2 separate regions of the Mus musculus genome follow, and region 2 is linked to region 1. The links are chromatin loops, found by intact Hi-C in ENCODE. Cell type or tissue: left cerebral cortex. All regions are shown on one strand. Each heading gives the region's core, and the rest is flanking DNA. Links, peaks and the distances in the headings are about the cores only.

Evidence for each region. Hi-C counts contacts between places; a loop is a spot of excess contacts. Peaks named below come from ENCODE experiments on the same cell type or tissue, not always from the same donor. Only the 100,000 strongest peaks of a DNase experiment are listed, where the experiment ranks them.
Region 2: a loop joins it to region 1, with 6 times the contacts of the local background. A loop is called at or near these places in 11 of 42 quality-filtered maps.

What each region holds. Positions count from the first base shown.
Region 1 is chr2:10,368,280-10,384,474 of GRCm38, reverse strand. It overlaps Sfmbt2 (Scm-like with four mbt domains 2), which reads right to left and starts at 14,024. Exons shown (of 23, transcript NM_001198808.1): 1 at 13,923-14,024; 2 at 4,240-4,290. In left cerebral cortex, for the core only: CTCF peaks have their summits at 5,411 (motif pointing right), 9,717 and 11,994; DNase peaks (open chromatin) are centred at 11,174, 11,539, 12,019, 12,812 and 4 more places; H3K4me3 peaks cover 3,260 bases.
Region 2 is chr2:10,816,688-10,832,882 of GRCm38, reverse strand. Gm31729 (a long non-coding RNA gene) reads right to left here and starts at 7,138. Exons shown (of 5, transcript XR_865970.1): 1 at 7,061-7,138; 2 at 6,573-6,939; 3 at 6,347-6,399; 4 at 5,947-6,224; 5 at 4,561-5,100. In left cerebral cortex, for the core only: a CTCF peak has its summit at 7,145; a DNase peak (open chromatin) is centred at 7,170; H3K4me3 peaks cover 408 bases.

The DNA.
Region 1 (16,195 bases), core at 5,002-13,001:
ACAGCGAGAAAGACACTGAATTGTCAGCCTCTACCCTCCACAGGCTCACACCTGTCTGTACACACACACACACACACACACACACACACACACACACACATACCACAAACAAAAATAATTAACCTAAAATGTAAAAGTAAGCCTCTGTCATGGACTTGACACAACTCGGAATCAATTACCTTGGAAAAGAATCTCAGTGAAGGGTTGTCTACATGAGGTTGGCCTATGGGCCTGTCTATACAAAAGTACCTTAATTAAACTAATGGATGTGGGAAGAAGATTCAACACACTGTGGGCAGCACCATTCCATAGGCAAGGGAGTCCTGAAGTGTCTGTATATGCATGGAGAATTTGAGCTGCGTACATGCAAGCAAGCAAGGATTCATTTCCATCTGCTCTTTTCTGTGTCTGTCCTGTGACTAGCTGTTCAAAGTTCCTTCCCTTAAATGGTGGACTGTATAACATTGGATTAAAAGACAAATAAAAACCCATTTCTCTCCCTAGGTTGCTTTTTTGTCAGGCAATTTTATCACAGCAACAGGAATGTGACTAGTACAGCCTCCTATGAGAATGAACAAATTTCAACATTCTGATCTGCTGTACTCTGTCTTTAAAAAAAATCATGCCAGGCAGTGGTAGTTCTCGCCTTTAATCCCAGCACTTGGGAGGCAGAGGCAGGCGGATTTCTGAGTTCAAAGCCAGCCTGGTCTACAGAGTGAACTCCTCAGGACAGCCAGGGCTACACAGAGAAACCCTCTCGAAAAAAACAAACAAACAAAGAAAAAAAAATCATTCATTTATCAGCTAGTTAGTTACAAGTTATTTATTTACTATAAAAGAAAGATAAGACTATGAACTACTCAGTTAAATACCACTATAAGTTGAGATTCCCTTTTCTAAAGTTCTTAGGACCAAAAGTGCCTTGTACTTTGGATTTTTTTTTCTCAGAGTTTGGAGGATACAAATACATAACAGGATGATAGAGAGCCAAGTCTCGATATGAAATTTATCGTGTTTCTTACATAAACACTTGATACATGCAGCCTGAAGTTAGTCAATATCAGGGGATTTTTGTTGTTTTAAAAACTGTTGAGTATTCAGCCAAGACTGGTCTGGAACTCACAGGGTCCTAGTGCTGGCTGGCATCTCTGGTAGTGCCTCTATTCCCAGCTTTTTTACAAGGCTGCTAACACTAGGAACCTGAAACAGAACTTCATGGTGTGGACTTTTCCACATGCAGTGCCCCTTTAGTTCTCCAAAGGTTTTCAGTTTCACAGCATTTTGCATTTCAGATTTTTGGATTAGGAAATTTAACCTGCATACAAGAGGATTTGCCATCAGAGTACCAAATTAGGGTTTCTTGTGCCAGGAATCTGCATCCAAGCCACAGAGGATGCAATTTGGACATAGAATCAAGCAGAAGAGATAGATAGATAGATAGATAGATAGATAGATAGATAGATAGATAGATAGATAGATAGAAGAGGAGACAGAAAGAGAGAGAGAAAGAGAGAGAGAAAGGAAGGAAGGAAGGAAGGAAGGAAGGAAGGAAGGAAGGAAGAAAGAAAGAAAGAAAGAAAGAAAGAAAGAAAGAAAGAAAGAAGAGAAGAAGGAGGAGGAGGAGGAGAAGAAGAAGGAAGAGGAGGAGGAGGAGGAGGAGGGAGAAAAGAGGGGAGGAGTAGGGAAGGGAGAAGAGAGGAGAGGGCAATCCCCTTTCAAGAGTTGTGTTTTCTCCTGCTCACAAAAATGTAGAATGTTTCTCTCCCTCACTTGATTAACCTAAAAACTTTTTTTTTGAGACAGGGTCTCACTATGTAGACCAAACTAGCCCAAACTCAGATATCCACCAGCCTCTGCCTCTTGAGTTTTGGGGTTAAAGTTGTGCACCGGCAAGCCTGGCAACAAGGAGAAACTTAAGTTTTACAATTTGCACAGACATGGCTTCCTTGGTTCTGACACATTGCACAAACTCCAAATATGAGATTTCTCATGTTCTACTAATATGCAAAAGAATAGATTACAGAATCATCCCAATGGTTATAAAGTGAGTCTATTAAATGTCTATTACACATTATGCAACTACATAGTAGTTAATTAACGTTAACTAGACAATGACTGCTCAGCCGTAAGAATTCAGCAGGTGGGGACATTTACAAGAGCTTTCAATGCTCTGGATTGCATAGGTACTGTCTAATAGACAGGGTCCAATGTGCTGGCTGATGCTTATAAATTGAGAACTTCAAACCAGACAGATGCTCGGCAACAGCTCCTGGCAGATGACGTCAGCCAAGCTTACAATAAGGAAACATTTCTGGGCCAAGACAGTGCCTGCCATGCAAATAAGAGGGCATGAGTTCGTATCCCCTGTACCCCTGTACCTACATAACAGGCCAGGTCTATAGTCTCAGTACTATGGAGGGGAAGAGGCAGGTCCTCGGAGCTTGGTGGCCAGCAAGAAGAGCTGACCCAGTGTGTTCCTGGGGCAGTGAGAAATCCCATCATTAATGAGAATGAAGTCAAACCACTGACCGCCACATGCATTTCCATACACATGGACACACGTTCACATATCCACACAATAAAATATACATATACCACTCACAACCCACACAGACCATGTAGACACATACACGAAAGCAATTCAAGCAGACAGCCAGAACACTGCAACCAACACCAGCCTTGGGAGCAAGCTCTTTAAAATCTTGATCAGAAAGCAAGTCTGAAGAGCTCCACCATCTGGCTGGGAATTTACACAAGTCTGGGTGCTTCTGTGTGTTTAAGACACAAATTTGCATATACATCCAGTTTTAATAAATCATATCATTGAATGCATGGGAACTTAACTAAGTAAACTGAAAATTTATGCGGAGTAAATACAAAGACCCTAACTGACTTAAGAAAGAACTTAGAAAACATATAGGAATTTACCAAAGACAGATTGTCCTGCCTCATGACACAAGAACATACTGTCATCCACTATCATACCAAAAGCTGATCCTCACAAGGAGAGCAAATACATGGTAATGTTTTGAGTCAGGCCGCATTCATAGCTGTACTTGGCCACGTTCCGCCCATGGGTGGTAGTTCAGACCATCTTGATACACTAGACATAGTGATACCACTTACCAACATGAAATCCTCCACATTTTAACCCTTCCAAGTACTGGGCTGTCAGCTGCAAAACAGACTGTTCTGGAAGCCTTCTCAAATAGGGCAAAAAGGGAATGAAAAAGAATGCACTAGAGTAAAAGAAGGCCTCAATTTTCTCTTCTACGAAATAAGGGAGAAAACCTCTCATTTGCCTGAGATGTAGCTTAGTTTCTGGAGACAGACATCAGAATGAAAAAGAAAAAAGAAAAGAATCAGACATTTTAAGTTCCGCAATAAATTTTCCATTTAGTTACTTACGATATTTGAAGGGAGGGCTCAGGGGATGTCTTTCAGCAAAGTGCCTGCAATGCAAACATGAGGAAGTCCAGCATGATAGCTCCCCCTAGTCATCTCAGAACTCAGGAGGTAGACACAGTGCATCCCTGGGGTTTGTTTGGTTAGCCAGATTAGTTAATCCAGGTCCCAGGACAATGAGAGAGGCTGTCTTAAAAACCAAGGGAAGAGTGCCTGAGACAACTCCCAAAGTTGCCTCTCTCCTCTCTCTCTCTCTCCTTTTCTCTTCCCTCTCCTCTCTTCTCTCTCTCTCTCTCTCTCTCTCTCTCTCTCTCTCTCTCTCTCTCTCTTTCTCTCTCTCTCTCTCTCTCTCTCTCCCTCTCTCCCTCTCCTTCTCCCTCCCTCTCTCCAATGAAGAACTGTAAGCAGTTTCTGTACTGGCTCCCAACTGTAATTCCAGGATGAAGAAAGCTGAAGCAACAAGTCTCCCAAGAGTTCAAGGCCAGCAGCCTATGCCACAGAATGAGATCTTGTCTCAAAAAAAAAAAAAAAAAAAAAGGAATACTACAACAGAATAGAACCATGGCTGGCAAACAGCAGATATTTAAATATGCAGCTGTTCCATTAAGAACATTTTTGAACAACCATATTAACCCATGACACTCACAAACTCATCTCCAGCTCCTCAGAGATGGATGCTCTCTGTCAAAGGGACCTGGTGCTCACTTCAAATAGGCTTAATAAGAGACTCTGCTGGAACTTGAACTTGGAATTCCAGACTCCAGTAACATGATTCAGTGCATGTATTAGTTTTGATCAAATGTGAGGAAAAGAAAGTAAAATGACTACACTTACCAGGGGTCTGAGAAGGCACAGCCTGATATCTCTTTTTCTCAGGGAATAAAACTGTAGGGGGAAAAAAACTCTCAGAATAAAAACAAGCCTATCTTAAGTAAAAGGAGATTTTAACAATGATCATTTTAACAATGCAGAAGGCACGCTGATAACCACTATCACAATCTGCCTTTCTGGTGTTTCACGGGAATCTTCCAGAGCCCCTAATTTCCCCTCCCCCAATAAGATTACTGGATGTGTGTTGAACTAATACAGCACACTAAAGAAAAAGTTGGGCCAAAAGCAGATAAGAAGAAAGGAAGGACGGAAGGAAGAACAGAAAGAGAAAAAGACAGAAGGAAGGAAGGAGAGAGAGGGAGAAAGGGAGGGAAGAAAGCTGATTTAAGAATAGGCTTTATAAAGGATACACACACAAACACACACACACATGTGTGTGTGCTTAAGAGTGAAAAAATAATGATAAACAAAATAAATAAACGTCCTATGATCTTTAAGCCCCATCCCTTCCCACTGGAAATCTCCAGGCCACCCTCCTCCACTACACTAACAACACAAAATTTGCTCTGGCTTATAAGGGTTCTAACAATTTACAAATTATTTTACAAATGATCTACCAAAAAATTCTATTTTAAACTATTTTTTCCCAGAAAGTCAGAAAAACACGACGTATTCTTTCTTTCACCAGTGTGTAAAAATTGCATAGTACTTAAGAAAAGCCACTAGTGTTGTCATGGTTTGTACATGAACCGACCCCCCTCCTCATGAGGGGAAGGCTCATATATTCAATATGAGGGGGAGGTTCATATATTCAAAGGTTGATTCTCAACTGGTGGGGCTATTTGGAAAGGCTCTGGAAACAGGTCAGACAAGGCTTAATAAGAGAATTAGATCGCTGGGGTCACATTCTTGGGAGCTGTCTCTTGTCTTGCCTCCTTCCTCTGGGTACCATGTATCATATATATGATGAGGTGTTCAGACTCAGCACCATACACCCACTACCATGATGTTTTGTCCAACCACAAACCCCAAAACAAGAGTCGAGGGCTTTAGATACAAAGATTTGAAATAATGAACTGAAAGATATCTTTCTCCCTGTAGGTCAGGGTTTTTTTTCTAAGAATTATTATTTATTTTATGTATGTGAGTATACAGCCACTCTCTTCAGACACCAGTAGAGGGCATCGGATCCCATTACAGATGGTTATGAGTCACCATGTGGTTGCTGGGAATTGAATTCAGGACCTCTGGAAGAAGTAAGTGTTGGCTATGTGAAAATCAGTATAAATGGGAAGGTTAATATATTGTCTGTTAGCCGGGCATGGTGGCGCACGCCTTTAATCCCAGCACTCAGGAGGCAGAGGCAGAGGCAGGCAGATTTTTGAGTTCAAGGCCAGCCTGGTCTACAAGTGAGTTCCAGGACAGCCAGAGCTACACAGAGAAACCCTGTCTCGAAAAAAAACAAAACAAAACAAAGTATATTGTGTGTTGTAAAGAGAGGCTCAGGATAGAACTTTGAGCTTAGCAGGGAGTGTGGGGTAGGCACACTGTCAGGTCAACTTTCTTCTGAAAAGATGCTGTCCTCTCTCTGTCCAGCCAATAAGTTATGGGAGAGCAGTGAGTTAAAAGAGATATAACATCACTATACATTATAGTTACGCACTAAGGAAGATATGAGGTCCGCATTAATCAGACTTTTCATCACTGAGTTAAATACCTAACATACAGGGCTGGAGAGATGGCTCAGCAGTGAAGAGTACTAACTGCTCTTCCGGAGGTCCTGAGTTCAATTCCCAGCAACCACATGGTGGATCACAACCATCTGTAATGGGATCTGATGCCCTCTTCTGGTGTGTCTGAAGACAGCCACAGTGTACTCACATACATTAAATGAATAAATAAATAAATAAATAAATAAATAAATAAATAAATAAATAATCTAAAAAGCAATGCCCTGATCTTATAAAGGATCTACAGCCCAGTGGCCAGGACTGAAGATAGAAAGTTTTGAGTCTTCCAGTAAATAGAGGATACTTTCTCACTGGCTACCAGTATGCCCTAGTCACCAAGATACAATGCAGACATTAGCCAAGGCAGTCTTAATACCTCCACCAGGTCTGGAAGAGGGGCATGCAGTGCTTTCTGGGAAGGTCCATTTTATACCTAGCAACGAGTACACTCAAATCAACCCAGGCATTAATTTCTTCATGAGCTGCATTCAAAGAAGCCTCACAAAGCCCGGTCTGAACATTACTTCTCTGAGCAGAAATCAAAGCAAGGCCTCATGTGGCTCTCATACCACTCAACAATAAACAGCACTCACTCTGCCCAGTGACCTACAACTCACCAGCTGCTCTCAGACCTAAGGCCAGTTGTGTTTTACTACACTTTGGGGACGTGAGGCTCAAGCATAGTTTGAGCATGTTAGCACAGAGTGTGTCAGGTCACAGCCTTTGTCTCTTTGTTCCTGGTCCCTCATGGTAACCTGGTCATCACTGAGTCAGTCTCCAGTCTGATGCCCTTTTGTTAACAAGAAGGCTCAAACTCAGTAACTATATTCATCCCAGGTCACACAGCTCAACAGAGCCATCAATCTCTGAAACTAGAGGCCACACGTCCCAACTTTTTCTTCTCCCCTCCTATCAACAATTTTCCTTATATACAGAGGCAGACATTCCTGAGTTATCAAACTGAATACACAGGATACACTTCCAGTTTGTGGCAGAACATATAATTTCCCCTAAGTTTTCTTGCAATTATAGATCAGAGATACCGAGTCAATACTAAAGCAATATGGGTGTGAGATTTGGGGATGGGGCATACACTGTATTCTGAGTTACATTTTCAGTATCGTTCTGGTCCTTTATGAGCTTCTGCTTTGTAACAAGATGAACGCCCTTTTGAGCCCTGGAGTATTACATAAACACAAAAGTTCCAAATCCTGAAATACAGAGAGAAAATTTTATCCAAACTGGAGGGTATTTAGACCCAACTGTAGACCTTCTTTGTTCAAAACAAATTTTTTAAGAAGGCAGAACTCTTCCGACATCTGCACACAAAGTTGTAGACTTAAATGTGAGCCCCAGAAGGTCTGAGTTTTGATGTATGGATTTACATTCAGTTACCTTGGTTTTTGTTGTTGTCGTTGTTTTGTTGTTGTTGTTGTTGTTTTGTCTTTTTTTTTTTCCAGAGCTGAGGACCAAACCCAGGGCCTTGCGCTTGCTTGCTAGGCAAGCACTCTATCACTGAGCTTAAATCCCCAATCCCATGGATTTACATTCAAAACCTAATTATATTAAGAAAAATGGAATCGCATGTATTTAGGTTCAGCTCATAGCAATGTTAACACTTCTTGTTCCTTCCCAGAGTTCTTTGGGGGTATTATTGCTATGAAGAAAAACAACAAAAAGTCACCTCAGCTAGAGTGGGCAGGAAAGTAATTTGATGAACATACTCAGCAAAGCTTTTGATTAGAAAAAAAGAAAGAAAGAAAGAAAGAAAGAAAGAAAGAAAGAAAGAAAGAAAGAAAGAAAGAAAGAAAGAAAGAAAGAAAGGGGTCTTGGAATCTCTGGGGTTTTGTTTTCTTGTATCAAGAATCATGGAACTAGTTATTTATGCCTATAAAAGGCCATCGTTTTTTAATATGGTCTATAATATCTCTCAGCCAAACTGTGTGGGGCTCATGGTCTAAGCACCCTAAATTTGTCACATAAACAGGTCTAGGTTACTATTTACAGAGCAATAGTTGGTTGCTGCTGTTTTTCTAAGATGCAGACTGCCCAGTTGCCATCCCTACACACTGTGCTTGACACTGGCCTAGGAATAAGTCTTGCCCACAGCAGAAGGAGCTTGTACAAAGGACTTATGAAATGTGTACATTTTTCCTGCCCCTTGAAGTTAGGTGAATTGGTAGGTTCTCAAAGGAAAGCTAAGTTATAAAGATCTAAAGGGCATTCTTTTTAATGGCTTGAAGGGGCCCAAGGAATGCAAATTCAATACTCAGTTGGGAGTAAGTCACAGATGTTTGTCTTAAAGACAGCCTGGCCAACAATTCCTTTAAAACACCAAAGCCTCTCTCCCTGTTTCCCACTACCTAACAGCTCAACTACCATCTCCCCAGAAAAGAAGCTAGCCCCCTTTTCCCCCCTCAATGCCTGCTAGAACTTCAATCCATTCATTTGGTAGTCAGGCCAGCTCTTTTGACTATGGTACCAGGATGGAGAGATGAGAGTGGCAGGCACTGACCATGGTTTACAATCTAAGATCAGTGGGCACTGATCCAAAGTAGCTTCCCTAACCAAGGGCCAAGAAAGAGCTTCCCTTCCCCGTTGGCATCTACAGGTTGGGTGTCCCAAACCGCGCGGTGGCCAGGCACATGGGAAAAATAGGGAGCTAACAGAGTGAACTAGAAGTCCAGGAACTGAGCCAAAGGTGCACGAATGTCCCTAGCCGCTCCTTCCTGGAATCCTACCTCATCCATCCAACTCCTCAATATCCCTAAAACTCCACAAGAGAAACTCAAGAGTTTGGGCACTCTCCCGAAACCAGACTTTCCTGGCGTTGACTCTGAACTCCTGGATGCGGCACTGACATCAAGGAGGAGCCCTCACAGGGCTTCTGAGATCTCCCTTTGATTTAATGCGCAAAGGTACTACACTCCAAGTGCCCCAAATCCCCTCTGTGTAGCGATGGTCGCTTGCACTCAGCTCCTCCTCTTCCCACCGCTCCCAATGGAAAAAATAAAAAATAAAAGGGGGAACACTTGGGCCCTGCGACAATCCTCTGGAATATTCCTTGGAATTAACTGGATCCTCGCTTCCATGGGCCGACCCAATGCAAAATTGTAGATTTCGAAGCCTTCAGATGAGCTGTGCCTTCGTCAGCGGAGGAAGAGGGGAGGGAACCATGGTTGAAATTGCAGTTTACAAACACAGAACCATTTTGTGTTTGTCCCCACCTCAACAGAACCCACGGCTGTTCCCCGAGGACGTGCCTACGCGCAGGCTGGGAGTGCCGGGAACGCGCCGCGCGCTCCGCTTGGGAAGACGAAATGCATCCTGTCCCGCCAGCCAGCAATCGCTCAGGTCTCCCTGCGGTCTGTAATTCCTATCTTCCATCCACCCGACACCGTGAGCAGACTGGACCCCCGGACTTTGCAGAGTCTGAGTGACCCAATAGAATCACCCTCTGGCTTCTTGAAACTGCCGAGTGACCACGTTGTCGCAGTAACTACAGACCTGGCCGGTGCCTTTTTTAAAAATGCCTTCCCGACCTCGCCCCTTGCGCTTTCACAGTCGCTGGCGGAGTAAATTCCTCCCAGAGGAGCCCTCACCAGAGACCACAAGCGACTGGCGCGTGACTAACGCCCACTCTCCTAGGGTCTTTTCTGCTGGACCCGCGGCTCTACCCTACTCCTTTGCTGCGTCGTGGACACGGGCGACCCCTGTCGGGGACCCTGTCCCTAGTTAGGCTACTACAATCTTGCTTTGAGTGCCTTTTTTTCCAGGTCCAGGTTAGCTGGCTTTCCTAAGAACCCCCAGAGTGACTCCAATTTTTCTGTCTGAATTCCACTTCAAGACCTCCCCATACGCACCCAGACCCTAGATGCAAACTGTTCCCTAGCGCTCCAAGACTACATCCTAGCTCCGATGGAGGGCGCCACTCACAGCAGTCCAGTGGGTGGCCAAACTGGGCAAGGGACAATTCCTTCCTAAAATGCACTCCCCAGCCCTCACCTTGCTTAGAACGGGAAAATCGAAAGTGACCTGGCAACTCTAAGGCTTGACCTTGTTTGCCTTTTCCTGGGAGGTCTGCACTTCCCCCACTAGGCCCCCTACCACTCACCTTTGCGGAGAGTGCAGCAAAACAAGGGCCAATCACTAAATGTGCCTCAGACCTAATCTCGCCAGCACACAAAATCCCATTGGCTGCACGCAGCCCTCCCGATTGAACCGAGTACCCTGGACAGTTAGTCTCTTTAATAATAATAATAAGCACCTACTCGCTCCGCCCATTCCACGCAGGATTCAACGCTGAGGAAGAAAGAAAACACGTCCCCTAGAAAAGGGAAATTAATCATTCCCTCTGCCCTCGTGGATGATGCACCTCGTGTCAGCAGTTTGTCACGTCAGATCGTGGCAGAGTCTGGTTCCGAGACTCGTACGCACGTTGGCGTGGGGGAGGGGGCTTCTTTAAACACACCCTAGCGACCGACTGCACGTGCAGAGTTTGTACACGACCCCACAAGCACACACACCAGGCAGTTGCGCTTGGATACCCTCGTTCTGGCCCGAGGCAACCCTCCACCCTAGATCCTCTAGCAATGGACTTCGTACAGATAAACCACGGAAAAAACTGGAATACCTCGCCCCACCTCTTTTTTCCTATTTAATTCGCTAAAGCAGCTCCTGGAGTAACCAAAGAGAGTAGAAACTAAGGCGTGGCCACTTCAGTTGGGTTTTTTCCCACCTCAAAACCTTTATTTTCAGTTTTTAAAAGCCACCTTAGCCCGCCATATTGGAACTGGCACGGTGTCTAAAGACTCCTTCCCCGCTGCTGTAGCGCTTCCAAGAAAACACAAGTATTGACTGGGCTGGGGACCTGTGTCCGGCCACAGAAAACCAATCGCTTCCCACCCCTCAAATGTTCTCCCTTTCCCAGCCTAATCCCGTTCAGCCGCTCCAGGTAAAAATTTAAAAAAAAAAAAAAAACAACACATCCAGCAGTTCCTGCCGTTGCTTTTTTTTTTTAAAGAGGATTTCACCAAGACACACGCACATAAAAATAAATAAATAAACTCCAGAGCTCGATCCTGTTAGACATTCTGAAAAGGGGCAGGATGAGTGTACACAAGAAAGCCCCAAGTGACAGGATATTACTTCAAAGGGTGATAAAAATGAACAAAAAGGTCGTCCTTGCTAGAGCTCGCTCCGAAACTACTATTGACAATTTCAATTCCGCTGCACAAGGCAAATGTTTCCAATCCGGCGATTCCAAACGTCTGCGCGATTTTTGGGAACAGCCCCTACCCCACCCTTGCTGCTTTCCAATTCTCTCCACGCCATCACTTTCCTCTCTACAACCTCCTAGCCCCCCCCCCCCCCCAATGCACACCAAAAGAGGGAGACCCCGGCTCCGAGGAGACGCGGGAACCCGGGGTAGGTGGCAGAGGAGGCTGCGCCGCTAAAGCGAGTGCATAAACGAGGAAGGTGGGCGGCGGGGAGGGAACAGACTGCACCCGGAGGAGGACGAGGTCACTTTGCAACTCCGGACAGACTCCCGCAAGGCCTGGCTTTTCAGAGCCGGGAGTCGGGGGGAAGGGGGTGGGGAATGAGAAAAAATGACAACCCAGAGCGCAGAGAGGAGTTAGAGGCTTCGCTCAAGTGCTTCTCATTTCCTCTCCAGCCTCTGCGCTTCGGTTTTTCTCCTCCTTCCTCCCCAACCCCCCGCCTCCCCCCTCCACCCAGACTGGCTCGAGCTTCCTTCTTTAAAAAAAAAAAACTAAACTGGGAAAAAAAAAAAAAAAAAAAAAAAGACGCCTTTCGGCACACTCAACCTGCGGGCCAGAGATCTGCTCGCGGGCCGGGTTGGACGAGGGGACCGTGTCTGGGGCGGCGTCCTACCTGATTAAGTTTGTCCTGCCAGGAATGGTGGAACCTGGCCCCCGGGGGCGACCGGAGTGGGCGCGGGTCCGGCTCACCCGCCCTCTCTTGCTCGCTCGCTCTCTACCCGCCGCCTCCCTAGCGCGCCCGCTCGGGTCCTCCAGCTCCCACTACAGCCTCATTCCAATATGGCATCCTCTCTATGCGCATGCCCGGCACTCTTTTTTAAGATTTCTCTCTTTCTCTGTAGAGCGAACTCCTTCAACGACCTTTTTCCAATGCTCGCAAAATGTCTCGAGCCAATTAGCCTGCTCTTCGTGGTAGACTCCTTCTCCCGCCCACAAGGTGACACTCTCCCCCCGCCCACCGCCCCCCCCCGCCTCCCCCCGCCTCTCCCCCCTCCCCCCGCCCAGGCATAGGTAGACACCTCCCCCAGTGAGCACGGACCTCGCCACGAGGACCCCTGGGGCGGTTCCCTTCCCTCCTTTCCTTCAACTCCCTCCACAAGTGATCCGTAGAAAGTTCACACCGCAAGCGTACCCGAACACCCATTTGCCCCGACAACTGGACTCACACCCCAATTTCTCAGCTGTTGTTTGTTTTCTAGGTTTGCAATCCCCTGGTCTACCTAGAGCATAATCTCGTGCTTTACCCGTCCAAGAGTTTTTGAAGTGAGGAGAATGGGGGACCCTAAAAACAAAATCGAAGGTCCCGTCTGGTCTACCCCACCCTGTACTTTAATTGTGCTTTTATATGAAGACTCTCAAAAAAAAAAAAATCTGTTCTTGGGGGAGAGAAGAAGAGGTTTTCTTTGGGCCCGTACCACACCCAAAAATGCTGGGAGTTAAGTTTGGACTGCCGGGGATCTACCAGCTGCAATCTACAGGAATGCGAGTGACGAAGCTCGCTGGGCTTCTGGTGGGACACCTGGCCAGGACAGGTTCCCGTAGGGTGGGGTTTCCCTGGCCCATATCAAGAAAAACCAGGTCCTTCATGATCTATAGGAATGGAGCGGAAGATCCGCCCAATCTGATCTGCGGGGTCTACCCGCACTTTTTCACGGGCGTGGCGCAAGGGCTAATGAGCTTCCCGGGCCTTGGGCGCAATGGTGGTACGGAACACAAACGAAATGTCCCCTATACAGAAAAGCTGGAGATGCCCAGGTAGACAAAACTCACCGTTTATGAAGCTGGGAAGCAGTAGAGCGAATATAGAGCTGGTTCTATCGACTAGGAAACAGAAGACACAATTGCTCAAGGTCTTTGCCTTTACAACCCCGACTTCAAAAAAAAAAAAAAATCTTCCACTCCGTAGTCTTCTATTGCCCACCTATCCCTTACACCACTCTCCGAAAAAACAACTACATACTGAGATTTTTAGTCACCCTCCCTGATCCTAACATCCCAGCGAAATTCCCACACGTGGTTCCCTAGGGAGTGGTGAGGGCTAGGAACCGCCAATAGAGTGACGGGGCCAGAGGCTAACTTTGCGCGGGAGACATCACCAACTATGAGGCTTTAGGTCATCTGGAAGAATCTAGAAGGGAGAAGCGCAGAAATGGCTCTCGCCATTATTGGGCCTCAGGGGTGGGGGGTGGGAGGGAATGGTGGGCGAAAGTCAGAGATTCGGAAAGCGTGGTGGAAGTTACAAAAGACTGAGCCCTGCCAGTCTGAGAATATTTCCTTCACATTTTAGAGAATTCTTTAGCTCTAAAGCGTCTCGCCTTGCCCATACACCTCCGTTTAGTACAGAGCCATCTAAGACCCTGAAGGCCCCAGTCATTCGCTTATCAGTATTCTCTGAGGTTCACACTTTTATCACCCGCCGGAGTTTGCCACTCCCGAAGCTAGCTTCCCGGTGTCCAACTCTTAGGAACACCAATGTATTTTTTGAGCTCATCATCCTTAAGGTCGGAGACTCCTGACGGCAGAAACTTCTCAAAAATAAATTAATCCCGTCCCTGAACATTATTCATCCCATCTACACCCGCAACTGCTTCTTTTATTAACCCAAGGTGGTCTCAGGTGAAGAATCCGAGGATTCCAGAGTGTATGTCCAGGTTTAGGTCTCAAAGTCCCAACTTACCTCTTCTCACTCCTTCAACTCGCAGCTGATCCTTCAGAAAGAGGTGGGAAAGAGGCTCAAAGTCACCTTTAGAGGCTTAGACCCACAAGACCCAACCTGCGCTTCCGTCCAGGGGAGTGGTCAGGGTCCTGTCCTTCCCCCTTCCCTCCCTCCTCCCCCCAATAACCAAGCGCAAAGCACTCTTAGACCGGAATAGCTCTCAACTCACACTAGGTTGTCCAACCCAACTCTCCAAAGCCTCAGGTTGTGGTTGCGTTGGACGCCTTAGGCAGCAGAACTCCTTTGTGCGTCCTAGACCGCCCACCTAGCTCCCAGCTTCCCTACCAGGACTTCCGGGCAGCTCCCCTTTGGAAGGAAATAGAATTTTATCAGTCCACCAGCCACGAGGCTTGAGTTGTAACCTACCAACGCGGTAAGGGTTGCGGGTCTATTTCCTGGTTTAAAGTTACGATTGCCCACTGAACGTTGTTCCATCAAAATTTTTAAACACACACCTGATTATCTTACCTGATTCGACAAAGTAATTAAGCAATCTCTATATGGTTGATATTCAGACCCACATTATGTAATTCTGCCCAAGGATCTATAGCAAATGGCGCGGAGTTCCACCCACCCATTCATTCATTCATTCATTTGTGTATTTATCTATCTACCTGTCATGATTAAGAAATAAAAAACATTGCGCTGTCACTGCACGTAGTGGCCGCACTGTTTACACAAATTACTCCAATGATGTCTACAGCAAACGGTCTCCAAGTTCAATATCCTTTACTTTTAATTCACTCTTGGCACATGGCTTTTCTTATGTCCTTTGGCTTTTCTTTGTGATCGTTGCTCCTGCTGCTGTTGTTGTTTTGTTTTTTGTTTCTTTTTAACCCACCTCCCACTTTTATCCCAGGGCACCCAAAAGGCAATGAAAAGTGGCTAGCAGGTTCCCTCCGAAGTTAAAGGTACTCCTTCGTCCCGTTCCAATGCCGTCTAATTTCCACTTTCATTTCACAACCAGACCCTTTAGGGATGTGTGACTCCAAATGCGGGACCCACTCCAAATCAATAAAACAGTAACCACTGCCAAGAAATAAAGAAGTAGAGAAAGCAGAGACTGCCTTTCCAAAGACAAAATGCACTCCAACTCAGGAGAAGTCATGTTCAGTCTCACGATTAATAGTACTAAGTGATTCACTAAAAAATAATTAACACTTTCTGAAAAATCTCCCTTCAAATAAGTCTCTGATAGCACTGACTATATATGCTCTTGCATTCCTAAATTCTGGCTAAGCCATTCATTTCACCACTGTGTTAAAAAGTAATTAAATTAGTTTTGTTAACTGTAAGATATGTATATGCTCTTCCATTTCTCTAATGTCACAGAAAAAAATTAGAAAAGTTCACAGAGGAAAAGTTTCTCCTTTATATTCTGTAAATTCCTAAGAATCATGTCATGAGAACTTACAAGGTTAAAAAAAAAAACTGTGTGTTTATATTTATATTAGAGGCATGTAGTGGTTTAAATCTTGTTGCGTTATAAGTAATAAATAAGTGTTGTGTATTTGTTGAGCCGCATGTAGTCATTTTTTTTTACATGCTCATTTCCTTCAAAAGCAAGGAAGAATCCACTTTCCACAGACTCTTTGTATCTAAATATTTCTTAAAGATGCAGGTCATGGAAGCTTACATACAAGCAGGAGAGCTAACAGCCAAAACCAATATTTGACAAATGTGTGCAATCTTCTCTTTCCAAGGACCTTTACCCCAAAACTTGTTTCCTCTTAGACCACATAAGAGAACACTCTATTAGCCTTCTAACTCACCAAGTCTACATTCTCTCCTCTTCTCTCTCTCTCTCTCTCTCTCTCTCTCTCTCTCTCTCTCTCTCTCTCTCTCTCTCTCTCTCTTTCTCTCTCTCTCTCTCTCTCTCCTTTTTCAGTCCTTTGTCAACATTACAGTTCTTGGCCAAAGTACTAGGAATCAAGAGACCTTGGTCCCTGCTTTATCATTACTTATCTGTGTTACCTCTGGGAGTCCAGCGGCTTCTCTCTCTAACTGCGTTTCCCCCTGTAGTTAAAATAAACACACCGGGTTAGGGTTGGATGTTCCTAAAAGTCTTTTATGACTCCAAAGATTATCTAGTGGTCTGCTTTACCCCATAGCCACAAATTGCTTTCTGTAATATTCTGACACTATCACTACCAGTTCCACACAGTTGGGCAAAGCATAAACTCCGGGGCCACAGAAAGAGAGAAAAGAAAAATCAAGTGAACAGATCTATAGGC
Region 2 (16,195 bases), core at 3,783-11,782, 450 kb before region 1:
CCTGACCTGCTTGAGTTCCAGTCCTGACTTCCTTGGTGATGAACAGCAGTATGGAAGTGTAAGCTGAATAAACCCTTTCCTCCCCAACTTGCTTCTTGGTCATGATGTTTGTGCAGGAATAGAAACCCTGACTAAAACAAGCACTAATGCCAAAAGAGACAAATTCCACGCTTTTCTCTGCTTCTTCTAAGCAGAGAAAGAACCACAAGTGAGCTACTTCAGATTTGAGGATTTTGAAAGAAACTGAGGTGTAGGTTGAAGGAAGGTAGCTGGTATCAAGTTGAAAAGTTTGCTTGCTTTAGTTCTACTTGGGGTTAACACAAAGACAGTTTCTATATGTAAGTAGACAAGAGGTTTTCTTTCCTCACACTACTGGGGATGGATGATTCTTTGATGCTGAGGGCTGTTCTGTGTGTGGTAGGGAATTTAACAGTATCATTGGCTTCTACCTACTAGATGCAAGGAATGCAGTCCTTCCTCTACCAAAGTTGTGGCAACTCAACATTTTGCCTCTAGAGATTGTCAAATCTCCTTTGAGGACAAAATTGTTCCCAGTTGAAAACCACTGGAGTAGATAGATTATAGACAGAAAGGTTGGCAGAAAGACAGATAGATTGACAGACAGACAGACATGGACAAATGATAAATAGATAGTAGAAGACAGAAAAACATAGATAGTTAGAGATATGAAGGGCGGATGATAGATGATAAATGTAGATGCTGACATAAATGTGTATGGGTATAGGTAAGGGTAATTGATAGGTGGATAAAACTATTCATTTCCTTCTGTGTTTCATCATAGACCCACAATTACCCTTTGAACACACTAACCTGATCATTTTCCTTATATGTTTGCAAGTCATTCCAGAGTCCCTTTTGCTTATCATACAGAATTCAAACTCTCCAGTAGGTACTGCTATCTTTCACAGTTGGTCTCTTTTCACTGCTTATCCATTCTCATCATGTGATATTTTTCTCTCAACCCTTACACATACAGGCATGTACTATACACACACACACACACACACACACACACACATACACATAGGTTTGCCAATAATTTTCAAACACAGCTTGCACCTTTTTTTTTCTACACTTTCATTATTTTTGCTCAATGATCTTATTGCATTATAGCCTAATCTGTAGAACACAAATTACATTTTCAAGGCTTGCCTACAGGTCACCTATCCTGGAAAACCTCTTCAAGCTCCAATATCATCCTCAGGTGCACTTGATCGGTGAAGAGCAGCAGTACTCTGATCCCTCCTTTTGATGGCCCTGATAGCACTCTTCATTAGAGCTCATTGAGGATAGACTTGCCTTCCCTGTAATTAAAGACTGCATTCTGCTTGTGACTGAGCTAACACTGTCCCTGCTGGCTCATAACCGGCATCCCGTGGAGATTTGCTGAATCTAAGAAGATGCACTTTCTCCTGCTTTAAACGTCAGAGCCCTTCTAATTCTTGGAGTTTCCACAGACACTAATTGAGCACCTGCAGTGGGCACACCACCACGCTGATTCAAGCAAGGGCTGTGCAGCTCAATGGGGATAAGACCAATGTGTGAGTAGTCACTGTGCCCCAGTAGATTCAGAACTCGTGTTCTTTGGGAATTCAAAACAGTGTTTTTGAATGGGGGGGGGCAGAGTACATATTTGCTTGGAAGACTAGGAAAGACCATGGGCAGAGTAAAGCAGGGATAACAGGCAACTTTAAAGAGCTGGGGATGGTGGGAAAGCATAGTTCTACCATGGTAGGGAGACATGAGATCGCACTGCCTGGATCTCCAGATCAACTGCATGACTTTGAACAAGTTGAAAATGTCTCTAACCCTTGTTGGATGATAATAGTAATTTTCACCTTTCATTTCGTTTCGCAGTGCAGGGGGTTGAACCCAAGGCCTTATGCTTGCTAGGAAAGTGCTTCTACCATGAAGCTGGATCCCCAGCTGGCAATATTGATCTATATAAATGCAGATAGATACACAGATAGACAAATGTAAATAGGCAGATTATAGGCAGCATACTTACACGGATACATTAATAAATAATATAGATATATAGATAATATAGTGATGATAAGTGGATGATATATATATATAATTAAGAAATAGATTATAGATAGATACATACATACATAATACATACATACCTGTATACATACACTCAAACATATATGGTAGCAATAGACTACATATATATATATATATATATATATATATATATATATATATATATATATATATGTATATATATATATATATACACACATAAATAAATGGTAGAAGGAGATAGATAGATAGATAGATAGATAGATAGATAGAACAGATTTTTTATTGGCGCTTTATAAAGTGAAATAGTACATAAAAATACATCACACATGGGATTCGACATAATGATTACTCAATAAATCATAGACAACATAATTATTTCTATCTGGGATTTCTCTGTTCCCATGTAACCGAAACTTCCATGTGAGTTTAATTTTTTATGCCCAGTGCTCATAACAGATCTTTCAACTCAGTCCTTTTGGCCTATATTAACCACATTCTGAGCCTTCTGTCCAATATTTTGAGAGGCAGGGTCTGCTTACTGATAAAGCTCCTTGTGATAGTCTAAGCTGGGAGAAATGAAAATCATGGTATAAGAGACTTCAGCAATCAACCGATGGATAGCCTTGTGTAAAATTGGATATCAGAAGGCATGACTTCCTGGTGTCTTGTTTGCAGGACAAGGATGACATAGCTGAGGCTGTAAGAGTCTGTCAGGGAGGTGGAGTGAAGGCCCTGAGACCCAAGGGAGGGAGCATGGGCTCTGAGCTCCTATCTGCAGAGCTTGGGGTAGACACCATCTGGATTAGGTAATGGTAACGCTTTCTAGAGGAACAAAAACAATAGAATAAGAAGTTCACATTTTCAGAGTTGGGAGTTTATTAGATTGGCTTATACCACCATCCACTGAGTATTCCAATCCTTTGTATGCTGCAAGGACTGAGAACATTTTAGATACTAAACCAAAAAGCGGGATACCTCAGCAGCTTAACGTCTCAATCTCATGCTGAAAATGTAGAAAATTTCCTGCTAAGGAACTGGTATTCAGGTCACATAGGAAGGCAGAAGACAGGGGACTTTGCCAGCAGAGAATGGCAGCAGCCACACCAGCAGCCAGTTAAGGGTGACGAATTGACTCACTCACTGGGAAGAAGCAGGAACAAGAATGCAGAGAACACTTTTTTCTCAGACCTCCCTATATCTGCGTCACCTGCCGGGAAAGTACTTCCCTGTCTGAAGCAGGAGGACCTTTCCCCTACAATTTGTCCTTTCTGGAAATGTCCTTACAGACACACAGAGATGTCTCTCCTAGTTATGTCCACATCTTAATTCAAGTTTACAACCAAGATTAGCCATTGCATCATACGAACATATCACACAGGACTTTGCATACTAAACCATTTGTGTGTGTGTGTGTATACATTCCATTATACTATATATATGTATGTGTATGATACCATACATACATATTTAATTGCATCATATGTGTATGATCATATATATGTTTCTCAAGATCATACACACTCACACATACACACATATATAGTGCAATGGATTGAATGAAGACCCTATTCTTGAACTGGGGAGACTGCTCCATCATCAGAGTACCTAGGTCAATTCTCCATAGCCCACATTCCAAAGCCTGGCATGGTGACTCACAAATGTAGTGCTAATCCCATAGAAACAAAGACATGTGCATGCTAGGGGCTTGTTAGCCAGCAAACCTAGTGTAATCAGTGAGCTCAGGTGAAGTGAGAAACTCTGACATGGATGAAGTGCCTAAGAGAGGCACCTATATTGGGTAGTTTAACTGTCAACTTGACACAACCTAGAAGTACTTGGGAAGAGGATCATACCAGGAAATCTAGATCAGGTGAGTGTGTTGAGAATGACTCTAGGTGTTGCCTTGATTGTCAATGGATGTAGGAAGATCCAAGATGTAGTGAAATACCATTAGAAAACCAAAGAGATGTAAGGCCAAATGTGTGCTATTGTTATTTTTCTTTAATCTATAATGAATCATTCGTAAATGGGGCATTATGGGATGGCCGAGAAGCCATTGGACCTGGATACACAAACGTCAAGCTGGAGACTGTCTTTGGAGCACATGGAGACACAGCATATTAACCTTGAAGATGAGGCATGGGGTGAACTCACCCTGAAGAGCTTCCCAGCTCCCATATGCAAAGCTTTGTTCCTGTAACTGCTTCAGATATTAAAATGAGGCGCCAATGACTTCCTTCTTGTCTCAAATTTATACATATTTCATGTAGTGGAGATAACTATATTCTAAGAAATCCCACAGAGCAGAGCTGCACAAATGCCCACCGTGAAGTACTGCTGGCACCCACAACACACCAGGCGCTTAACTTCTACTTCAAGCTTTCATGTTCCCATGCGCTTGAAAGGGAACGTTTACTTTGCATTATTTCATGGGGTCCTTTGAAATAGCCTGGATGAAAGTCAGAAAAAAAGTCCTAGGGGTATTTTACCTAGGTTCTAGAACTTTAAGAGATTTGTCCATGATCCTACATCATCTAACCAATTGGGATCCCAGATTTAATCTTAGAACTCTTAGATTCACAGAAGTATATCATTTGAGCTCTGTGTATCATGGTGCCTGTGTTCAGGTTTTCGGAGGAACCAAAGTGAGATGAACGGAAGCTTTTACTAGGTAGTGATGTCAGGCAGAGGAGTTCGTGTATATTCAAGTTCATTAAAAAATAAGCAGCTTCGATCTCCGACAAATCAAACTAGTCATGTGATTAGATTTGGTATTTATTGGCCGTTAGAGTGAGATGTTATTTCATGGATGTTATTATGTGATGTTGCCCTGGTTTCATGGGAAGGGCTAATTTGCAGCATTTAAAGGTAGATTTCTTCCTTCAACCATTGGACATACATTAAGCCAAATAGGTGGTAACAACAGGGCGTAGGACAGACGGGCTACTCCTTGAAAACTCAGATACCTAAGAATGGCAAAGTGAGGGCAAAGTCGACCAGAGACACCATACAAGACGCTGTTTCTTTTGCTGTCTTCTGCTGGGAACACTGGAAAAAAAAAACAGTGTTTAAACGTTTCCAGACATCTTTTGAGAAATGGATTCATCTGCTATTTATGCAATATATCTGGATCCAGCATCTATTACTTTTCATTAAACAGTTGAAAACAAGATGAGTTTATGTTCTAATCGAGGGTGGGATGAGGTCACAAATAAGTAAAAACAAACTATTTCAGCCAGCGAAAAGGGCTATGAAGGAAACAACCAGGGCAAGAAGACAGATAGCAGAGCTGGGAGGAGCTTAGTCAGTAAAGGACCGGAATCTATGTGCACTTATTTAGCATGTGCGATGCCGAGGGTGATCTTCAGTACCATTGAACAGTACCAAATGCAAGAATTCAAGCCTAGTGACCAGTAGTGACAGGCCAGCAATTCCCTCAGGACGAAGCATTGAAGCCGAGTTGTCCCAGGCTTACAGAGAAGTCTAGTTTTTGATGCTTGGGGAAAAGCAGGAATGAAGAAAAAAAAATAGCTTATGCTACGGTGGGGATGAGCGTACAAGCATCCAATAGGAACTAGACTGGACTTGCAAGGAGACACTCAGGCACTGCATTGTGTGTGCAACAGTGTTCAGTTTAAATTACTCACTCGGTATCTGGGGACAGCCCAGTTATACAAATCTGGAGCGTTGGGATGATTTTGGTATTAAAAATATGAGCGTGGAAGTCAACATACAGGCAGCACGGAAGAGACAAAATGTGGAAGGCGAAGAGATCTAGGCAAGAGCTTTGTAGGCACAGACACAAGTAAAACATAGACCACCGAAGCCGGGGCAGTTGATGATGCGGGACAGTAACCAGGAGAATGTGATGCTGCAGATGACAAGGCTACCTACCACGTTGTGAGGGACAGAGATGTTGGGTGTAGATTTTATCACTGAGGTTACTGCAAAGCATTCAAGAACCTCAAAGTGTCAGCTGTGTTCAGCGATTGCTTCCTGTGAACAAATGGGGGTGAACACAGAGAAGGCAGAAAAAGCCAAAAGGCCCTGGGTCTGGCTCTCAGTTTCTCTGTTTGCTAATTGCTTGGCCTGAGACTTCTTTGGGGATGTGGACTCTGAATACATCATCTTGGAAATGCTTTACTCCAGTGAGTTAATCAGGTTCTCCAGAACTGCAAGAGAACAGGACATGGGCGCTTACTATGAGGAGCTGACTCACATGATCATGGAGGTTGAAACTACTCCAAAACAGCAGGCGAGCTGGCCTTCAGGAGACCCTGTGCGGATACTTTACCTTCAGCCCGCTGCCAGCTTGAGACTTGAGGTCAAGAAAGAGCTGGCGTTCCACTAGAAATCAAAGGCAAGGAAAACCTGTGTTCTAGTTTGAGAGCCGCTGTTGGCAAAGGAGTCTGCCTTCCATTAAGAAAAGCTCGCAGTAAAGGAAACTATCTCTGTCCCTGGTCTATTGAGTTAAACATTAGACTCATCTGGAAACAACCCAGCAGTGTTTCACCACATACCTGGGCTCCCACGGTCTAGTTGGTTGATTCCTGAAGAGAGTCAGCCCTCACACACAGCCTTGATGATGTCTTGTTGGGGATGTTTCCGAAAGGCTCTTATAAGATGTATTTCTTAAAAAGATCCCTTGGCCAAGTTCCCTCCACGTAGCAGAGTCCAAAGATTCAAGGATTTAGAGGATATAAACAAGTGGAACAAATACTTTTTCAGAACTAATTTGAACATTATGCGTCGTGTTGCAATTATTGTAGTGAGTGTAAACAGGGGCTAAGCCGTCAGGCGCTTACTGCAGTGTGTGAGGAGCAGTTGTGAGCCACTGGTGGGTGGGGTTGCTTTTGTTTTGGCTGTCTCCTTTCCCCGAGATCAGGTCTGTGAAAGATTATCTTATTTCACCTTTAGGGCAGGGGAAAGAGCTGTACCTCTTGGCTTAGAGGACCGATCTCCTTCGCTGTGCCCCCCCCGATTATCGGCTTTCATTTCGTAAACTCACCTTTCTTGGCACCTAATTCCCTCCGATTCTGTTTGGGTTTTCTTTTCCTCCAAACAAGCACGAGTGCAGATACTCACAGGCGCCGATAGGTGGCAGCAACCTTCTGAAACAATCGCAGAGGTAGCACAACCTTCCACACACTTCCTCAAGCGCTTGAGGCTTGGGGTGCAGCCCAGGACTCTTCTTCTCCAAACGAAAAACGTGATGCTTTCTGGCGCCCTTTAAATATATAGTTTAAAGAAAACTAACACTCACGGAGAAATTCCTACCCTCTTTACTTTCTGATTCATACCCATTCAAACACAGGTTGCAATCTTTACGATTTTACACATGTCGCCTCTCATCAGTTCAGCTTCAAACATAAGGACAGAATGAGGCATTCCGCTACGGCTGCAATCAGTTAAATACAGATACCCAAGTAGACGCATCTTTCCCTGAACTTTAATCAGAGGTAATTGATGTGTAGAGAATGAGAACGAACGTCTTTGCTCGAACACCGATGGCTTCCCCTGATAGGAGCATTGTGTTGCACAGGCTACTGCAGCTGCAGGTTCAGAAACGGCACTTCAGAATGTGCACTTTCACAATAAAAGCAGATAACCCCAGGACTGGGAAGGGGTCTCAGCAACCATGGCTTGTTTGCAACCCGCCTGAGCTTGTAAGCCCTACATTCACTTTAGAAGCCTAGTGCTGTGGCCTAAGTCTGTAATCCAGAACCAGGGAGTGGGCAGAAAAACCCTCAGAGCTGGCCAGGCAGTCTAGCCTGGTGAGCTCCAGGTTAAAGGAGGAACCTTGTCTCAAAAATTATCTATGACTAAGAAAGACACTGGATATCAACCTCTGGCTTCCATTTATACACACTCCCCGGGACACTCAAGCACACATGCACACACATGAACACATACACACCTATAAAAGACATACAAGAATGGGTGCTACTGAAGCTAAGGGTTTTGTCTTTCCTCATTTAATGTTGCCTTCTCCCTAAATATCTCTACAGGCTGCAGGGACTCAACACACTTCAGAAACCTAGATCTAGTCTGGCGAAATAGCCAGCAACCGCCCAAGATGATAGTTTAAGTATTCTAATGACGTGGACTATCCAGAAAAAATAGCATGAAGTGTTTTCTGACAGCCAGACTTTAGGAACACATGCACACACACAAGATACACAGACACACACATATACACACTCACACACATACACATACATTAGTGCTTCTTAGTGGCTTCACCCTGTCACCCTCTTAGGCAAGCACCAAATCAATACAGAGACAAAGCCCTGGATACCGTTCTCTAAGTATTTTGTGTGGATATTTCCTCTAAACGTTTATTTATTTATTTATTTATTTTTATTTTTAAAGATTTATTTACCTTATTTCTATGAGTACACTGTCACTGTCTTCAGACACACCAGAAGAGAGCAGTGGATCCCATTACAGATGATTGTGAGCCACCATGTGGTTGCTGGGAATTGAACTCAGGACCTGGAAGAGCAGTCAGTGCTCTTAATCACTGAGCCATCTCAGCCATGGGTACTGTCCTCTAAGTATTTTGTGTGGATACTTCCTCTGAACATACATTTATTTATTTATTTATTTATTTATTTATTTATTTATTTATTATTTTTTAAAGAAGGCAACATTAAATGTGGAAAGACAAAGCCCTTAGCATCCGTAGCACCCGTTCTTGTATGTCTTTTATAGGTGTGTATGTGTTCATGTGTATGCATGTGTGCTTGAGTGTCCCCGTGAGTGTGTATAATAAAAGCCAGAGGTTGATATCCAGGTTTCTATGAGTACACTGTTCGAGAGAGTATGAAACACACACACATGGTTTCAAATGTTTGTTTGTTTATTTATTTATTTATTTATTTATGTTACATATTTTCCTCAATTACATTTCCAATGCTATCCAAAAAGTCCCCCATACTCTCCCCCCCAACACTTCTCTACCAACTCATTCCCATTTTTTTTGGCCCTGGCGTTCCCCTGTACTGGAGCATATAAAGTTTGCAAGTCCAATGGGCCTCTCTTTCCAGTGATGGCCGACTAGGCCATCTTTTGATACATATGCAGCTAGAGTCAAGAGCTCCGGGGTACTGGTTAGTTCATAATGTTGTTCCACCTATAGGGTTGCAGATCCCTTTAGCTCCTTGGGTACTTTCTCTAGCTCCTCCATTGGGAGCCCTGTGATCCATCCATTAGCTGACTTTGAGCATCCACTTCTGTGTTTGCTAGGCCCCGGCATAGTCTCACAAGAGACAGCTACATCTGGGTCCTTTCGATAAAATCTTGCTAGTGTATGCAATGGTGTCAGCATTTGGAAGCTGATTATAGGGTGGATCCCTGAATATGGCAGTCTCTACATGGTCCATCCTTTCGTCTCAACTCCAAACTTTATCTCTGTAACTCCTTCCATGGATGTTTTGTTCCCACTTCTAAGGAGGGGCATAGTGTCCACACTTCAGTCTTCATTTTTCTTGAGTTTCATGTGTTTAGGAAATTGTATCTTATATCTTGGGTATCCTAGGTTTTGGGCTAATATCCACTTATCAGTGAGTACATATTGTGTGAGTTCCTTTCTGAATGTGTTACCTCACTCAGGATGATGCCCTCCAGGTCCATCCATTTGGCTAGGAATTTCATAAATTCATTCTTTTTAATAGCTGAGTAGTACTGCATTGTGTAGATGTACCACATTTTCTGTATCCATTCCTCTGTTGAGGGTCATTTGGGTTCTTTCCAGCTCTGGCTATTATAAATAAGGCTGCTATGAACGTAGTGGAGCATGTGTCCTTCTTACCAGTTGGGGCATCTTCTGGATATATGCCCAGGAGAGGTATTGCTGGATTCTCCGGTAGTACTATGTCCAATTTTCTGAGGAACCGCCAGACTGATTTCCAGAGTGGTTGTACAAGCCTGCAATCCCACCAACAATGGAGGAGTGTTCCTCTTTCTCCACATCCTCGCCAGCATCTGCTGTCACCTGAATTTTTGATCTTAGCCATTCTGACTGGTGTGAGGTGGAATCTCAGGGTTGTTTCGATTTGCATTTCCCTGATTGAACATTCCCTGTTGAACATTTTTTCAGGTGCTTCTCTGCCATTCCTCAGGTGAGAATTCTTTGTTCAGTTCTGAGCCCCATTTTTTAATGGGGTTATTTGATTTTCTGAAGTCCACCTTCTTGAGTTCTTTATATATGTTGGATATTAGTCCCCTATCTGATTTAGGATAGGTAAAGATCCTTTCCCAATCTGTTGGTGGTCTTTTTGTCTTATTGACGGTGTCTATTGCCTTGCAGAAACTTTGGAGTTTCATTAGGTCCCATTTGTCAATTCTCGATCTTACAGCACAAGCCATTGCTGTTCTATTCAGGAATCTTTCCCCTGTGCCCATATCTTCAAGGGTTTTCCCCAGTTTCTCCTCTATAAGTTTCAGTGTCTCTGGTTTTATGTGAAGCTCCTTGATCCACTTAGATTTGACCTTAGTACAAGGAGATAAGAATGGATCAATTCGCATTCTTCTACATGATAACAACCAGTTGTGCCAGCACCAATTGTTGAAAATGCTGTCTTTCTTCCACTGGATGGTTTTAGCTCCCTTGTCGAAGATCAAGTGACCATAGGTGTGCAAGTTCATTTCTGGGTCTTCAATTCTATTCCATTGGTCTACTTGTCTGTCAGTATACCAGTACCATGCAGTTTTTATCACAATTGCTCTGCAGTAAAGCTTTAGGTCAGGCATGGTGATTCCACCAGAGGTTCTTTTATCCTTGAGAAGAGTTTTTGCTATGCTAGGTTTTTTGTTATTACAGATGAAGTTGCAGATTGCTCCTTCTAATTCGTTGAAGAATTGAGTTGGAATTTTGATGGGGATTGCATTGAATCTGTAGATTGCTTTTGGCAAGATAGCCATTTTTACAATGTTGATCCTGCCAATCCATGAGCATGGGAGATCTTTCCATCTTCTGAGATCTTCTTTAATTTCTTTCTTCAGAGACTTGACGTTTTTATCATACAGATCTTTCACTTCCTTAGTTAGAATCACGTCGAGATATTTTATATTATTTGTGACTATTGAGAAGGGTGTTGTTTCCCTAATTTCTTTCTCAGGCTGTTTATTCTTTGTGTAGAGAAAGGCCATTGACTTGTTTGAGTTTATTTTATATCCAGCTACTTCACCGAAGCTGTTTATCAGGTTTAGGAGTTCTCTGGTGGAATTTTTAGGGTCACTTATATATACTATCATATCATCTGCAAAAAGTGATATTTTGACTTCCTCTTTTCCAATTTGTATCCCCTTGATCTCCTTTTGATGTCGAATTGCTCTGGCTAATAATTCAAGTACTATGTTGAAAAGGTAGCGAGAAACTTGGCAGCCTTGTCTAGTCCCTGATTTTAGTGGGATTGCTTCCAGCTTCTCTCCTTTACTTTGATGTTGGCTACTGGTTTGCTGTAGATTGCTTTTATCATGTTTAGGTATGGGCCTTGAATTCCTGATCTTTCCAAAACTTTTATCATGAATGGGTGTTGGATCTTGTCAAATGCTTTTTCTGCATCTAATGAGATGATCATGTGGTTTTTGTCTTTGAGTTTGTTTATATAATGGATTACATTGATGGATTTTCGTATATTAAACCATCCCTGCATCCCTGGAATAAAACCTACTTGGTCAGGATGGATGATTGCTTTAATGTGTTCTTGGATTCGGTTAGCAAGAATTTTATTGAGGATTTTTGCATTGATATTCATAAGAGAAATTGGTCTGAAGTTCTCTATCTTTGTTGGATCTTTCTGTGGTTTAGGTATCAGAGTAATAGTGGCTTCATAAAATGAGTTGGGTAGAGTACCTTCTACTTCTATTTTGTGAAATAGTTTGTGCAGAACTGGAATTAGATCTTCTTTGAAGGTCTGGTAGAACTCTGCACTAAACTCGTCTGGTCCTGGGCCTTTTTTGGCTGGGAGACTATTAATAACTGCTTCTATTTCTTTAGGGGATATAGGACTGTTTAGAAGGTCAACTTGATCCTGATTCAACTTTGGTACCTGGTATCTGTCCAGAAATTTGTCCATTTCGTCCAGGTTTTCCAGTTTTGTTGAGTATAGCCTTTTGTAGAAGGATCTGATGGTGTTTTGGATTTCTTCAGGATCTGTTGTTATGTCTCCCTTTTCAGTTCTGATTTTGTTAATTAGGATTTTGTCTCTGTGCCCTCTAGTGAGTCTAGCTAAGGGTTTATCTATCTTGTTGATTTTCTCAAAGAACCAACTCCTCTTTTTGTTAATTCTTTGAATAGTTCTTCTTGTTTCCACTTGGTTGATTTCACCCCTGAGTTTGATTATTTCCTGCTGTCTACTCCTCTTGGGTGAATTTGCTTCCTTTTTTTTCTAGAGCTTTTAGATGTGTTGTCAAGCTGCTAGTATGTGCTCTCTCCCGTTTCTTCTTGGAGGCACTCAGAGCTATGAGTTTCCCTCTTAGAAATGCTTTCATTGTGTCCCATAGGTTTGGGTACGTTGTGGCTTCATTTTCATTAAACTCTAAAAAGTCTTTAATTCCTTTCTTTATTCTTTCCTTGACCAAGGTATCATTGAGAAGAGTGTTGTTCAGTTTCCATGTGAATGTTGGCTTTCCATTATTTATGTTGTTGTTGAAGATCAGCCTTAGTCCATGATGGTCTGATAGGATGCATGGGACAATTTCAATGTTTTTGTATCTGTTGAGGCCTGTTTTGTGACCAATTATATGATCAATTTTGGAGAAGGTCCCGTGAGGTGCTGAGAAGAAGGTATATCCTTTTGTTTTAGGATAAAATGTTCTGTAGATATCTGTCAGGTCCATTTGTTTCATAACTTCTGTTAGTTTCACTGTGTCCCTGTTTAGTTTCTGTTTCCATCATCTGTCCATTGATGAAAGTGGTGTGTTGAAGTCTCCCACTATTATTGTGTGAGGTGCAATGTGTGCTTTGAGCTTTACTAAAGTGTCTTTAATGAATGTGGCTGCCCTTGCATTTAGAGCATAGATATTCAGAATTGAGAGTTCCTCTTGGAGGATTTTACCTTTGATGAGTATGAAGTGTCCCTCCTCATCTTTTTTGATAACTTTGGGTTGGAAGTCGATTTTATTCAATATCAGAATGGATACTCCAGCTTGTTTCTTCAGACCATTTGCTTGGAAAATTGTTTTCCAGCCTTTCACTCTGAGGTAGTGCCTGTCTTTTTCCTTGAGATGGGTTTCCTGTAAGCAGCAGAATGTTGGGTCCTGTTTGTGTAGCCAGTCTGTTAGTCTATATCTTTTTATTGGGGAATTGAGTCCATTGATGTTAAGAGATATTAAGGAAAAGTAATTGTTGCTTCCTTTTATTTTTGTTGTTAGAGTTGGCATTCTGTTCTTGTGGCTGTCTTCTTTTTGGATTGTTGAGGGATTACTTTCTTCCTTGTTCTAGGGCGTGATTGCTTGTCCGTCCTTGTATTGCTTCTTTTCTGTTATTATCCTTTGAAGGGCTGGATTCGTGGAAAGATAATGTGTGAATTTGGTTTTGTCGTGGAATACTTTGTTTTCTCCATCTATGGTAATTGAGAGTTTGGCCGGGTATAGTAGCCTGGGCTGGCATTTGTGTTCTCTTAGTGTCTGTATAACATCTGTCCAGGCTCTTCTGGCTTTCATAGTCTCTGGTGAAAAGTCTGGTGTAATTCTGATAGGCCTGTCTTTATATGTTACTTGACCTTTCTCCCTTACTGCTTTTAATATTCTATCTTTATTCAGTGCATTTGTTGTTCTGATTATTATGTGTCGGGAGGAATTTCTTTTCTGGTCCAGTCTATTTGGAGTTCTGTAGGCTTCTTGTATGATTATGGGCATCTCTTTCTTTATGTTTGGGAAGTTTTCTTCTATTATTTTGTTGAAGATATTTGCTGGCCCTTTAAGTTGAAAATCTTCATTCTCATCAACTCCTATTATCCTTAGGTTTGGTCTTCTCATTGTGTCCTGGATTTCCTGGATGTTTTGAGTTAGGATCCTTTTGCATTTTGTATTTCCTTTGATTGTGTGCCGATGTTCTCTATGGAATCTTCAGCACCTGAGATTCTCTCTTCCATTTCTTGTATTCTGTTGCTGATGCTCGCATCTATGGTTCCAGATCTCTTTCCTAGGGTTTCTATCTCCAGCGTTGCCTCGCTTTGGGTTTTCTTTATTGTGTCTACTTCCCTTTTTAGTTCTAGTATGGTTTTGTTCATTTCCATCACCTGTTTGGATATGTTTTCCTGTTTTTCTTTAAGGACTTCTACCTGTTTGGTTGTGTTTTCCTGCTTTTCTTTAAGGGCCTGTAACTCTTTAGCAGTGTTCTCCTGTATTTCTTTAAGTGAGTTATGAAAGTCCTTCTTGATGTCCTCTACCATCATCATGAGAAATGTTTTTAAATCTGGGTCTAGATTTTCGGTTGTATTGGGGTGCCCAGGACTTGGTGGGGTAAGAGTGCTGCGTTCTGATGATGGTGAGTGGTCTTGGTTTCTGTTAGTAGGATTCTTACGTTTGCCTTTCGCCATCTGGTACTCTCTGAAGCTAGCTGTTATAGTTTTCTCTGGTTAGAGCTTGTTCCTCAGGTGACTCTGTTAGCCTCTATAAGCAGACCTGGGAGGCTAGCTCTCTCCTTAGTTTCAGTGGGCAGAGTATTCTCTGCAGGCAAGCTCTCTTCTTGCAGGGAAGGTACCCAGATATCTGGTGTTCGAACCTGCCTCCTGGCAGAAGTTGTGTTCCACTCACCAGAGGTCTTAGGATCCCGTGGGGAATCCTGTGTGGGCCCTTGCGGGTGTCGGGCGACTCTGCTGGCTCAAATGTTTTAATGTATTAAAAGGAATACAATTAAAGAATTCTCTCAAGTGCCCGCTACCTACCTGCAAGTTACCAGGATCGCTTCTAGGTGTGTCCTTCCACGGAAGGAATGCTGGCAAATAGTAGGAGGTATTTGTCCTTGTTTTCTCCTTCTTAAATAAGAACTTTTGCTTATAAAAGTAACACTATAGCTTGGAGACTTTTCTAGACAGATATATAGAAAGTTCTATTATTCTCTTCTATAGTTGTATGGAAACCCACTATTTGTCAAATCAAAATGTAACCCATATGTAATTTAAAATAGTTCATAGTATATGTGTTGTATGCATAACAGATATATACAATATACCTACATTTACAAATACACATACATTTTGTCTTGGGGTTTTATTGCTATGAACAGACACTATGACCAAGGCAACTCTTATAAGGACAACATTTATTGGTGGCTGGCTTACAGGTTCAGAGGTTCATTCCAGTATCATCAAGGCATCCAGGCAGCATCCAGGCAGGCATGGTACAGGCAGAGCTGAGAGTTCTACATCTTCATCTGAAGGCTGCTAGCAGTATACTTACTTCTAGGCAGCTAGGATTAAGGTCTTAAAGCCCAAGCCCACAGTGACAAACCTACTCCAACAGGGCTACCACACCTGGGCCTTCTAATCGTGCCACTCCCTGGGCCAAGCATATACAAACCATTATACACATACACATATACAAACTTTCAGGTTGGGGTAGACTTGGTACATACCCAAAGATGACCTTGACCTTCTCGGTCTTCCAATCTCTACTTCTTAAGTGCTGAGATCATAGAAGTGTGCCATCATATCTGGTGTATCTGGTACAGGGGAGAGCCCCCAAGGCTTCTGTGAGCTAGGCAATCGCTCTGCCCACTGAGCTACATTTGTGCCCTAGTCCCCATTTTACTGCATTCACCAGCTTCCCACTAATAGATGGTGAACGTGTTCCTATCTACAATTCAAAACAGCGCAGTAAATAATAATCTCGTGAGATATCTTGTCAGCATGTGTCAGGTCATCTACAGCATTAATGGCCCAAGAGTTGTTGCTGGGACTAAAAGTGTATGTCCCTTTTATCCTTTCTGTCATATATCAACATTTTTATGGCCAAGTCTCCCATGTTTGACATTTATTCCTATGCATTTTATCTCTATTCATGGGGTCTTCCATCAAATCTTCTGAAAGGATCAATTTGGATTACTAAACTTATATTTTATTACCTTAATCTATGCTTAAGAGGAATTTAAAAGTAACTCACAGGTGGTTGATAACTGATCTTGTTTGTCAAC